Linked DNA regions of Homo sapiens: region 1 is linked to region 2. A link is a contact called in ENCODE POLR2A ChIA-PET data. All regions are on one chromosome and are shown on one strand. Each heading gives the region's core, a stretch centred on a gene start or an enhancer-like site at or near the end of the contact. The rest is flanking DNA. Distances are from core to core; before and after follow the strand shown. Region 1 overlaps ARID4B (AT-rich interaction domain 4B). Region 2 has its middle 30 kb from the start of LINC01354.

Region 1 (5,877 bases), core at 315-2,814, 740 kb after region 2:
TACAATAAAATGTAAAAAGAACAAAGATTAACCAAAGCTATATGAATCTGACTTCCAAAAATTAGGTGCACAGGTAATAAGCACTCTTTTATCATAATGCAATGCACACTAGCTATACTACATATTCTAAATTATTAGAAATTGGTTATTTGGAGACATTTAGTAAAGTGGTTCATCCCTAACTCTACAATATATTACAGGTATTTTTTTTTGGCACATATAAACCAAACATGAGTATTTTACATGCATCATCATATTTAATAACAAAGCAAGCAATGAAGTAAATGTTATTAGCCACATTTCTCATATACTGAAAATAAAACTCAAAGAAGTAAATTGCCTAGGCCAGGCACGGTGGCTCACGCCTATTATCACAGCACTTTGGAAGGCTGCGGTGGACAGATATCTTGAGTCCAGGAGTTTGAGACCAGCGTGGCAACATGGTGAAACCCTGCCTCTACAAAAAACTTGCCAGGCGTGGTGGCATACACCTGTAGTCTCAGCTACTTGGGAGGCTGAGGTGGGTGGATCACTTGAGCCCAGGAGGTGGAGGCTGCAGTGAGCCAAGATCACACCACAGCACTCCAGCCTGGGCAACAGAGGAAGACCCTGTCCCGAAAATAAAAAAAAAGAAAAGAAATGACAACATTAACTTCAAAAAATACCATCTGAGCACATACAAAACAATCTTGTGTGATTTAAAAGTGCAATTACTCAAGGTCCCTTTTCATTATCTTCTATAGCAATCCTTTAGAAAATCATGTTAAACAGAAAAGCTGCCTACTTAAAAAGTGAACTGTATCTTAGAGATTAAGACAGATTCAAATCATAAAACAAATTAAGAGTTAAGGGGCACTCATCTGTTTTTCCACCATTGTGCTATAAATCATCACCATCCTCATCATGCAAAGGTCTGGAAAGGCTGAATTCTAAAACAAACATCTGCCTTTAGAAGAGTCAGGCACTCAAATTGGAGTTTATCAAACCCAGTGGTTACCTTGGAGACTACCCATCACCACAAGCATATACCTAGCAGATAAGATCAAGCAGAAAGCATCTGCTAATTAAGTGTATTCTATGCATGGCCTGTCTGTATTAGTACGTAATTTCCATCTTCATAAAATTCCTTTGTGGTAAATAGTAAATACTAATCTCATTTTATAGCGAGGCCTAAGAAGCTAAATCATTTTGCCACACTAAGGAAACTCTGGTAGGCAGAATGCACTCCCCCTCCCCACAAAATGACCACATCCGAATCTCCAAAACATGTGAAAATGTTATCTATCAAGGGGAAATTTAAAGCTGACATGGAATCAGAGTTGCTAATTAGTTGACCTTGAAAGGGGGAGATTAGCTTGTATTATCTGGGTGAGCCCTATTTAATATAAACACAAGGATACTTATAAGTGAAAGAGGGAGGCAGGAGAGATAGTGTCAGAGACAGATTTGAAGACACCAGGCTGCTGGCTTTGAAAATAGGAGAGACCAGAGGCAAAGGAGGAAATACAGCCTCTAGAAGCTGGAAAAGAGGCAAGGAAACCAATTCTCCCCTAGAGCCTGAAGAAGAAATGCCCAGTGAGACCCACGTCAGACCTCTGACTTCCGGATTTGTTCAAAACTCCTCCCTCTCGATACACACATAAAAACACACATACACTTACAACTAACAACTCACACAGTATTTGGCACTTCTAAATGTTCTGTGTACTAAGAAAACTAGATATCCAAGTAAAGATATATATTAAAGAGGCAGAAACAGCATTAATATTAGTAGGAGCTCTGGTTTGAAGTAGTTTAGGTTTAAATCCTCACTATGCCACTTACTAGTGGCATGACCTTAGTTAGGTAAATTATATAATCTCTCTCGGCCTTGAGTTTTTCATCTGTAAAATAAGAATATATCTATGTACCTCTCAGGGTATTTTGAGAATTAAAATTTTAAATGGGCCAGGCACGGGGACTCACGCCTATAATCCCAGCACTTTAGGAGGCAGAGGCAGGGGGATCACTTGAACCGGGGAGTTCAAGATCAGCCTAGGCAACATAGTGAGACCCTGTCTCTATGAAAAAAGTTAAAAATTCGCCAGGCATGGTGGTGGACACCTGTACTCCCAGCTACTCAGGAGGCTAAGGTGGGAGGATCACCTGGGCCCAAGAGGTCAAGGTTACAGTCAGCCATGATCACGCTACTATATTCCTGCCCAGGCAACAGAGCAAGAAACTCTGTCTTCAAATAAGAAAAAACTACATATAATGTAAGAAAAGACTGACATATATTAAGCACTGAATAAGCAGTGGCAAAATTATCATATGATAATAACAAAAACAATAATAATTACAGCATAAAGAACATGATGACCAGGAAAGAGGCTGGTGTGATAAATATTTTAATGCTATTTCAGAACAAGACAAGACTGATGACAGTTAGTTTGAGATAAATGGGATGTTACTTTAGCAATAAAGACAAATTTAGAAATTACATGCCTACTAAAAAATAAGATTGTGCTGGCTGGGCACGGTGGCTCACTTTGGGAGGCTGAGACAGGCAGATCACAAGGTCAGAAGATCGAGACCATCCTGGCTAAGACAGTGAAACCCCGTCTCTACTAAAAATACAAAAAATTAGCCAGGCGTGGTGGCACACACCTGTAGTCCCAGTTACTCGGGAGGCTGAGCCAGGAGAATCACTTGAACATGGAAGGCAGAGGCTGCAGTGAGCCGAGATCATACCACTGCACTCCAGCCTGGGCAACAGAGTGAGACTCCATCTCAAAAAAAAAAAAAATTGGACTGTGCTAATTACTAAAGTATATGAGGATTAACTACTATTTATTATTACAGATTTATAATATATCATGTCAAAGCATCTGCTTAACATTCCAAATGTGAATATATAATTTTAGGGCTCTGTATGATCCCTTAAATAAAATCTCTTTTTTTAAGACAGAGTCTCTCCCTCTGTCGCCCAGGCTGGAGTGCAGTGGTGTGACCTCAGCTCACTACAACTTTCACCTCCCGGATTCAAGCGATTCTCACGCCTCAGCTTCCAGAACAGCTGGGATTTCAGGTGTGCACCACCACACCCGGCTAATTTTTTTGTATTTTTGGTAGAGACAGGGTTTCGCGATGTTGGCCGGGCTAGTCTCAAACTCAAAGTAAACTTGCAATTTTCCCCGCCTCAGCCTCCCAAAGTGCTGGGATTACAGGCATTAGACACTGTACCATGCCAAATAAAAACTGTTTACAATAGTTGTAAATTACCTGAACCTCCCCTTCACTACCTCCATCAATGCAGAAAAACTACAATTGGAAAGCTTTTCAGTGAGAGAAAGAACTTGTACCTACAAATTACAGAGAAAAAAAATTATAATGGGGGAAGGGGGAATGGGATAGACAGAATTAAGTCCATACAAGTAAATAGAAAATGTCTGGCTGGGTGCAGTGGCTGATGTCTGTAATCCCAGTGCTTTGGGAGGCCAACAAGGGAAGGTCACTTGAGGCCAGGAGTTCAAGACCAACCTGGGAAACACAGTGAGGCCACAGCACTACAAAAAAATAAAAAACTTAGCTGAATGTGGTGGCGCAAGCCTGTATTCCCAGCTACTCAAGAGACTGAGATGGGAAGATCCCTTGAATCCAGGAGTTCACGGCTACAGTGAATTATGATCACACCGCTAAATTCCAGTCTAAGTGACAGAGCTAGGCCCTGTCTCTTTACAAAAAAAGAAAAAGGAAAAAGAAAAGAAAAAAAGAAAATGTTTCAAATGGCCAAAGGAAACTTGCAATTTAAGAGAAGGTTGACTGTTCTAAAGATTCTTCAGCCAAAGAAAAAGAGAGAGAGAAAAAGAGAGACAAACCACCCAGATTGTAAAACTTTTCTGAGCTAGATCATATTCTGTGTCATCACTTGGCAGAAGAGATAGGTTCTGAACTCAAGGGCTCAAATGACCTTTCAAAGTCTCTTCAGGCTATATGGGCCACAGTGTTTCAACGCAAAATTACTTGTGGCAATATAACCAGAGGATTCATTTTTCTCCTACTTTAAAATATTAACTCTTCAAAGCTTTGTACAAAGCCTCTAATTTTCTAATTTATAATACTAATTTTCCTTTCTTTTAGAGATAGAGTCTCGCTCTGTCGCCCAGGCTGGAATCTAGTGGTGCAATCAAGGCTCACTGCAGCCTTGAGCTCCTGGGCTCAAGCTCCTCCTGTCTCAGCCTCCCAAGTAGCTGGAATTACAGGCACAAGCCACCTGTCCAGCTTGACACTAATTTTCAAGCTAGCAAAGTTCTCCCAGAAGAACTAAGTCCACTGTCGTTCATTTTTATGTTTTTTCATATGATTTCTTCTAATTTTTTTTTTTTTTTTTTTTTTGGAGGGGGACAGAGTCTTGCATCTTGCTCTGTCGCCCAGGCTAGAGTGCAGTGACCTGATCTCAGCTCACTGCAACCTCCGCCTCCCAGGTTCAGGCACTTCTCCTGTCTCAGCGCCTGAGTAGCTGGGACCAGAAGCACATGCTACCATGCACAGCTAATTTTTGTATTGTATTTTTAGTAGAGACAGGGTTTCGCTGTGTTGGCCAGGCTGGTCATGAACTCCTCCTGACTTCAAGTGATTCGCCCACCTTGGCCTCCCAAAGTGCTGGGATTACAGGCATGAGCCACCGCTCCCAGCCTGATTTTTTCTAATTTTTAAGAAACAGGGGCTCCCCCTCCCCCTCCCCCTCCCTCTCCCTATCCCTCTCCCCACGGTCTCCCTCTCCCTCTCTTTCCACGGTCTCCCTCTGATGCCGAGCCGAAGCTGGACTGTACTGCTGCCATCTCAGCTCACTGCAACCTCCCTGCCTGATTCTCCTGCCTCAGCCTGCCGAGTGCCCGCGATTGCAGGTGCGCGCTGCCACGCCTGACTGGTTTTTGTATTTTTTTGGTGGAGACGGGGCTTCGCTGTGTTGGCCGGGCTGGTCTCCAGCTCCTAACCGCGAGTGATCCGCCAGCCTCAGCCTCCCGAGGTGCCGGGATTGCAGACGGAGTCTGGTTCACTCAGTGCTCAATGGTGCCCAGGCTGGAGTGCAGTGGCGTGATCTCGGCTCGCTACAACCTCCACCTCCCAGCCACCTGCCTTGGCCTCCCAAAGTGCCGAGAGTGCAGCCTCTGCCCGGCTGCCACCCCATCTGGGAAGTGAGGAGCGTCTCTGCCTGGCCGCCCATCGTCTGGGACGTGAGGAGCCCCTCTGCCTGGCTGCCCAGTCTGGAAAGTGACGAGCGTCTCTGCCCGGCCGCCATCCCATCTAGGAAGTGAGGAGCGCCTCTTCCCGGCCGCCATCCCATCTAGGAAGTGAGGAGCGTCTCTGCCCGGCCGCCCATTGTCTGAGATGTGGGGAGCACCTCTGCCCCGCCGCCCCGTCTGGGATGTGAGGAGCGCCTCTGCCCGGCCGTGACCCCGTCTGGGAGGTGAGGAGCGTCTCTGCCCGGCCGCCCCGTCTGAGAAGTGGGGAGACCCTCCACCTGGCAACCGCCCCATCTGAGAAGTGAGGAGCCCCTCCGCCCGGCAGCCGCCCCATCTGAGAAGTGAGGAGCCCCTCCGCCCGGCAGCCGCCCCATCTGAGAAGTGAGGAGCCCCTCCGCCCGGCAACCACCCCGTCTGGGAAGTGAGGAGCGTCTCTGCCCGGCAGCCACCCGTCCGGGAGGGAGGTGGGGGGGTCAGCCCCCCGCCCGGCCAGCCGCCCCATCCGGGAGGTAAGGGGCGCCTCTGCCCGGCCGCCCCTACTGGAAAGTGAGGAGCCCCTCTGCCCGGCCAGCCGCCCCGTCCGGGAGGGAGGTGGGGGGGTCAGCCCCCCGCCCGGTCAGCCGCCCCGTCCGGGAGGTGAGGGGCGCCTCTG
Region 2 (6,136 bases), core at 2,855-5,354:
AGGGGGATAGTGAGAGACTGTGCGTGGCTGAAGCACTAGATATGTAAGTGGCTTGATTATCTCCTGATCTGTGAGACATCTGCTTACTCAGGCAACCGTACACAGACCACCAGACAACTGGCTCCCAGACGATTGCTTAATGGTCCATGGGGCAACCTATCCTCCTTCATGCTGAGGGAACCGCAGGGCTCTCCTCCCTGTACCGGCTTCCTAGAGGCCCAGATGTTTTGCCTAGTTTGGCTGGCATGGGGTCCTAATCTGATCGTGCCGTTAATTAGAAAGAGCCTATCTTTGAAACAACAGCCATAAAATAAACCAAAAATATTTTTGAAACAGAGTGAAAGCACTTTGGATCTAATCAAAACAGGAGGGAGAAGACCAAGTTTTTGTGAAGCTGTCCTCTAGTTTCTGGTGCTTACACCTCCAAATAGGGACAAGAGAGGCTGCTGTTCAGCTGGGTGCGGTGGCTCATGCCTGTAATCCCAGCACTTTGGGAGGCTGAGGTGGGTGGATCACCTGAGGTCAGGAGTTTGAGACCAGCCTGGCCAACATAGTGAAACCCCATCTCTACTAAAAATACAAAACCTTAGCTGGGCATGGTGGTGCATGCCTGTAATCCCAGCTACTTGGGAGGCTGAGGCAGGACAATCGCTTAAACCCAGGAGGCGGAGGCTGTAATGAGCCGAAATCGCACCATTGCACGTCAGCCTGGGCAACAAAAGTGAAACTCCATCTCAAAAAAAAAAAAGAGAGGCTGCTGCTCAAGGGGACCCTTGATGCCTTGCAGGAGGGCAGTGGGGAGACCCAAGGGCCCCTGTTGGTCTGCTCATGGAGAGGTTCATTGATCCAGGAGGGCTGTGGGCTGGTCTTGGGGGTGTGGCCAGCTGGGACCTCAGGGCTGAGCCAAGGGTGAGCCCAACAGAGAGGACACTCTTGCAGCGGAATGAGTGTTTGATCACTGAGCTGCACCTGCCAGCGCTGGCACTCCACCAGGGAAGACAGGAATGAATGGTGGCCAAACATTTCAGGCCAGTTGCTCTCCCTCTGCACACCCACCACCCCCAGGTAGACTCTTCCCCTTGAGATCAGGAAGCCCTAAGTCCAGTGCAAGGAAATGCCCAGCACCCTGTGTTGGGGCCTTGTGCAGGAGGCAGCCAGCACAGCATTGTGGGTGCTGCTTTGCCTCCCAGGCTTGGAGGGGGCAGGGACTGGGCTGGCTCTGGGCTTGGGGCACAACTCCCTGGATTCTATGATCAACACTCCCAGCCCTGGGGCCAGGACCAGGGCAAACATGGCCACAGCTGAGCTCACTGCTGCCTCTCACTGTCTCTGGGCCTGACACGAGCCAGAGCCAGGCCCCCGGGTTTTTAGTTCATTTCCTGATGCCATCTCTTCGTTGAAGAAGAAGAGGGAGACAGCTGAGGAAATGCTGCCAGTGTGGGGCCTTGTGGCACCGTTTGCAGTCTCCTTGGCCTGCAGCCTGCCTGGAGACTCACACGAGGGCTCTCAGCCTCGGGGAAAATGAGATGCCCTGTCACACACACAGCTATGGAGAGAGTGTCCTCTCTCTCCTCCCTTCTGGAGCTCCCAGGAAGCCAAGGCACAAGCTGAGTCTCACTTCGGGGTGCAGGATAATGGAAGCCAAGGACCCAGCACAGACCAGCTGGCGGCCCCATCCAGGAAGTGCCAACCCCACGGGTCACTCTTGGGGACCCTTGGTGGCCCAGCCATTGCAGCCATGCAGAGATGCATTAACTCCCCATAAGGACTCAGGATTGTCATCAAGAAGTACAGGTGGGATTCTGAAGGCAGACCTCAAGCTGGAAGAGGCTAGCTGCATCCCACAGGTAGGCGTGGACATCAAGCAAGCACCTGCCTGCCTGTCTAGCATGGCGCTAGACATGAAGGAAGCAAAAGAATGGAGCACAGACCCTGATGAGGAGCCTGCGTGCTATGCACACTCATTCTCAAATCTCAGCTTGCAAAGAGCTCTATGGATGACCTTTTAAAGGGCAGAGGCCTAGGCCCTGTCCCCTGAGATTCAGATTTGTTCTCATTTATTTATGTATATTTTAGAGACAGGGTCTTGTTCTGTCACTCAGGCTGGAGTGCAGTGGTGTGATCTCAGCTCACTGTAACCTCGACCTCCTGGGTTCGAGCCATCCTTTTCCTCAGCCTCCCGGGTTCGAGCCATCCTTTTCCTCAGCCTCCCGAGTAGCTGGGACGACAGGCATGCACAGCCATGCCTGGCTAATTTTTTAGTGTTTTGTAGAGATGGGGTTTCGCTATGTTTCCCAGGCTAGTCTTGAACTCCTGACCTCAAATGATTCTCCCTGTTCGGCTTCCCAAACTGCTAGGATTACAGGTATAAGCCATCACACCCAGTCAGATTCATTTTTAACAACCATCCCAGGTGCTTATGTGGTAGATGGTTGGTGGATCAACCTTTGGGAATTGCTGGTCTAGAGGGAGTACTGAGCAGAAATCCCCACCCCAGCTCCAGGCCTGAGGTCATGGAAAGGGAAGCTTGGGGAGACTTCTGGGCACCAATCCCTGAGCCAAGTGATTCTTACAGCTGACGGAGAAAGAGGAGAGTAGTTGAGACTGCGCAGGACATTCTAGGCAAAGCACTGGAGGGGCAGGGGAGCACAGGTGAAGACACCTGAAGGCCATGTGTGTATGGCCTGAGAACCCACACAGGCCCTGTGCTTGGGGTTTAACGCATTGTGGTTGCCATTTTGAAATTCTTGGTAATTTTAGCTTTGAATCTGTGTTTTGAACAAGAGGCACTGCAATTTCACTGTGCACTGGGCCCTGCCACTTATGGTCCCAGCCCCACTGGGGTACAGGGAGCTATGGGAAGTTCAGGCGTTGCTGAGGTTGGAGGTGGGCAGTAGGAGTGGTAGAGGGGCTAGAGAGATATGGGAAGGCTACATCCCTGAGGTCTCCAAATGTCATGTCCAGGAGCTCAGGTTTTATCCAAGTAAGGAAAGGATTCAAGCAGGAATGAAGTAGTTAGGTCTGCATTCCACGAGGTCTACTCTAGGAAAAGGGCAAAGGTCGCCCTGCATGCAGATACAGGGGGCCAAGCTAGGCTGTCATGAGGACCAGGCTAGGAGACCAGTAGGCAACTGGAGAAGGGAATGGTCTAGAGAAAACTGAGCGATGATTTGGAATCGGAGATGGGGTTGAAGGAGAGGGGGAAGGCCAGGGTGACTCCCAGATTTCTGGCCTGAACAGCTGAGTTCCCTGTGGTACCACCAGCTGAAATACTTTGTTAGTTTTATTGCTTTTCATTAAAAAAAAAAAATCTGTGGTGGTGTTTATTCTAAGAACACATTATCATTGCTCACATCTGTCAGTAAGAGTCTTTTTCGAATATAAAAGTAACTTCTGAGGCCAGGCACAGTAGCTCACAGCTGTACTCCCAGCACTTTGGGAGGCCGAGGGAGGCTGATGGCTTGAGGTCTAGAGTTCAAGACCAGCCTGGTCAACATGGTGAAACCTCGTCTCTGCTAAAAATACAAAAAAAATTAGCCAGGCGTGGTGGCGTGCACCTGTAATCCCACTTGAATCCAGAAGGAAGAGGCTGCGGTGAGCCAAGATCGCACCACTGTATTCCAGTTTGGGCGACAGAGTGAGACTCCGTCTCAAAAAAAAAAGAAAATAGTATAAAGATTCCTCAAAAACTAAAAGTAACTCTTGTCCTTTAATAAAAGAAAAAAGATGGGGGCAAACATTATCTGGTCCCAAATTTATTTGCCCATTGTATGTCCAGGATAAGATCCAGTTTGTTGGCGAGAGGGTGGGGTATGCATTGAAGGGGGTCATAGAGAGGCATCTGTAGAGTAGTTACCACACAGGGAGTTTCAGCACTAGACCTATCACTTTGTTTACTCTTTATCCCTATCCTGAATATCAGTGTTTTTTTTTTCTTTTGCTAGAAACCCAGAATTGACCTTGGAATTCTCATTCATGTTAGTAAACACATTCTGGTTGTTTGACCAGACACAAAAATCAGTTCTTTCGATGTGACCTTGAGACACCCTTGCTCCAAAAACAGCCACCGTAGGTCTCAGCCCAAATGGGCAAGCATCCAGTGGATCCCAGGCTTAGGGGAAAGCAGGAGCCTAGAGTTAATGCATTTACCGAAACCCCTTTGATCTAGAATCCATCTGACAATCCCACGAGGCCAGACAGGCCTGGAAGGTTTTCAGGCCTTCCTCCGGTTCGGCTGGCTGTGCTTGAGCGCTGTGTTCCCTCAGGCATCTTGGGGCTTGAGCTTTGAACAACTCGGTATTGCAAATTAAAATGACCCTAAGTAGGAATGAAAGATTTTAAAAAGAAATTCGGTTTTGTTCAAAATAGGCAGTGTGCAACTGAGAAACAGGGGCTTTCTTTGAGCCAGTTAAACTGAGTGCAAGATAAACTAAATTCAGCTAAGATAAAAGCCCGAATAAAGTGGCTTTCACAGAAGACATTCAGAAAATATTGCTCTTTATAAATAATAATTATTCAACAGACATTTTACTAGCACTTTTCTGTTGTATAAAAGTTATACATGCAGAGTGTAGACACTTTGAAAACACAAAGTATAAGATGCAAACATGAAATCACCTATGAACCATGACATGCAGGTAGCATTGTCAACATTTTGAGCTGTTTCCTCTCAGCTTTGTTTCAATGCCTACATTTACAAAGTTGTTTTTTTTTTTTTTGAGATGGAGTTTCGCTCTTGTTGCCCAGGCTGGAGTGCAATGACACAATCTTGGCTCACTGCAACCTCCGCCTCTGGGGTTCAAGCAATTCTCCTGCCTCAGCTTCCCAAGCAGCTGGGATTACAGGTGCACGCCACCACACTCAGCTAATTTTTGTGATTTTAGTAGAGACGGTGTTTCACCATGTTAGCCAGGCTGGTCTTGAACTCCTGACCTTGTGATCTGCCCGCCCCGGCCTCCCAAAGTGCTGGGATTACAGGCATGAGCCACCACGCCCAGCCTACAAAGTTTTGTCTAAGTAGTTCCAAAGCATTTTAAAGGTAGAGATAATGGATTAAACTATAATGCTCATTTGAAAAGGAGATTTGCCTAACAGCATATTTTAAGATCTTTTTTTCTAATTAGAGAAATAAAGAAAACTTGTAAAACACAGAAAAGCATAAAAGAAGACAGCAAAAGTCACTTGGATTTCAACCAAAGAGCATTATGATGAATGTTTCAGTGTGTGCCTTCCAGTGTTTTTTTTCTATGTATGTATGTACATTTCTTATTTATTAAAAATACCAGTGTATCCTTTTGGCTGTTTGCTGTTTACAAAACACACATTTGCCCTAAAAATAAATATTCTTCTACAACATGATTTTTACTGACTACATAAATGATATTCCTTTATATAATGATGTATAATAATTTACCTAACCAATCTTCTATTGTAGGATTTGTAGGTTGTTGTAATTGTTCATATTATAAACAATGTCATGATTAACATACTTATGAATAATACCTGATTAGTTTCTTATAACAAATTTCTAAAGTAAAATTGTATTAAAGGAGATATATACACATACATGCATATATAATTTTTTGATAGATAAAACTAAATTGCCTCCAGAAAATTTATACTAATTTATACTTTCATTAGTTCAAGTTTTTGAAAACATGATTTAGAGGCAAATACAATTATCTCTGTTTTATCATTTGGGACAATTAAGGCAGAAACCAGTATCGTGGTGAGGGTTACACAGCAAGTCAATAGGAAAGATTACTTTGATAGAGATAAGAGATATCTTCTTACATGTACTTTACATATATTCTCATTTACAACAAACCTAAAAAGGAGTTATTTTTTAATCCCCATTTCCAGATAAGGAAAGGGGGCTCGAAAATCTCGAAGCCCTGACATTTCTATTCATTCATTATCCAGGCTGTCTCTATGACCACAGACAGCCTGACAATCCAGCTGCAATGTAGTCATAGAATCCTAGTGTGTAACTCATAGAATCCTAGTGTGTAACCCAGTACTACCAACACCAGATAAATCAATCCTTGCAGAAACAAATATTTAATTTTTAAATAAGCCAACAATCTGAACATTCACTGTTTTGATAAATGCAACCTAAAAGATCTCGTCCCCTGGA

Evidence for each region. ChIA-PET counts read pairs that join two places held with the same protein, here RNA polymerase II (POLR2A).
Region 1: POLR2A ChIA-PET joins it to region 2 with 13 read pairs in H1. The contact joins two enhancer-like sites. POLR2A ChIA-PET finds 5 or more read pairs at or near these places in 2 of 52 experiments (H1 and OCI-LY7).

What each region holds. Positions count from the first base shown.
Region 1 is chr1:235,303,732-235,309,608 of GRCh38, forward strand. All of the region lies in intron 2 of ARID4B (AT-rich interaction domain 4B), which reads right to left. Among named protein-coding and RNA genes, the nearest start is that of ARID4B, 22 kb to the right of the region's middle. Within about 2 kb of position 1,565, at least 5 of the 41 ENCODE cell types and tissues checked have a DNase peak (open chromatin) inside an H3K27ac peak, as active enhancers do.
Region 2 is chr1:234,558,452-234,564,587 of GRCh38, forward strand. No RefSeq gene overlaps it. Among named protein-coding and RNA genes, the nearest start is that of LINC01354, 30 kb to the left of the region's middle. Within about 2 kb of position 4,105, at least 8 of the 41 ENCODE cell types and tissues checked have a DNase peak (open chromatin) inside an H3K27ac peak, as active enhancers do.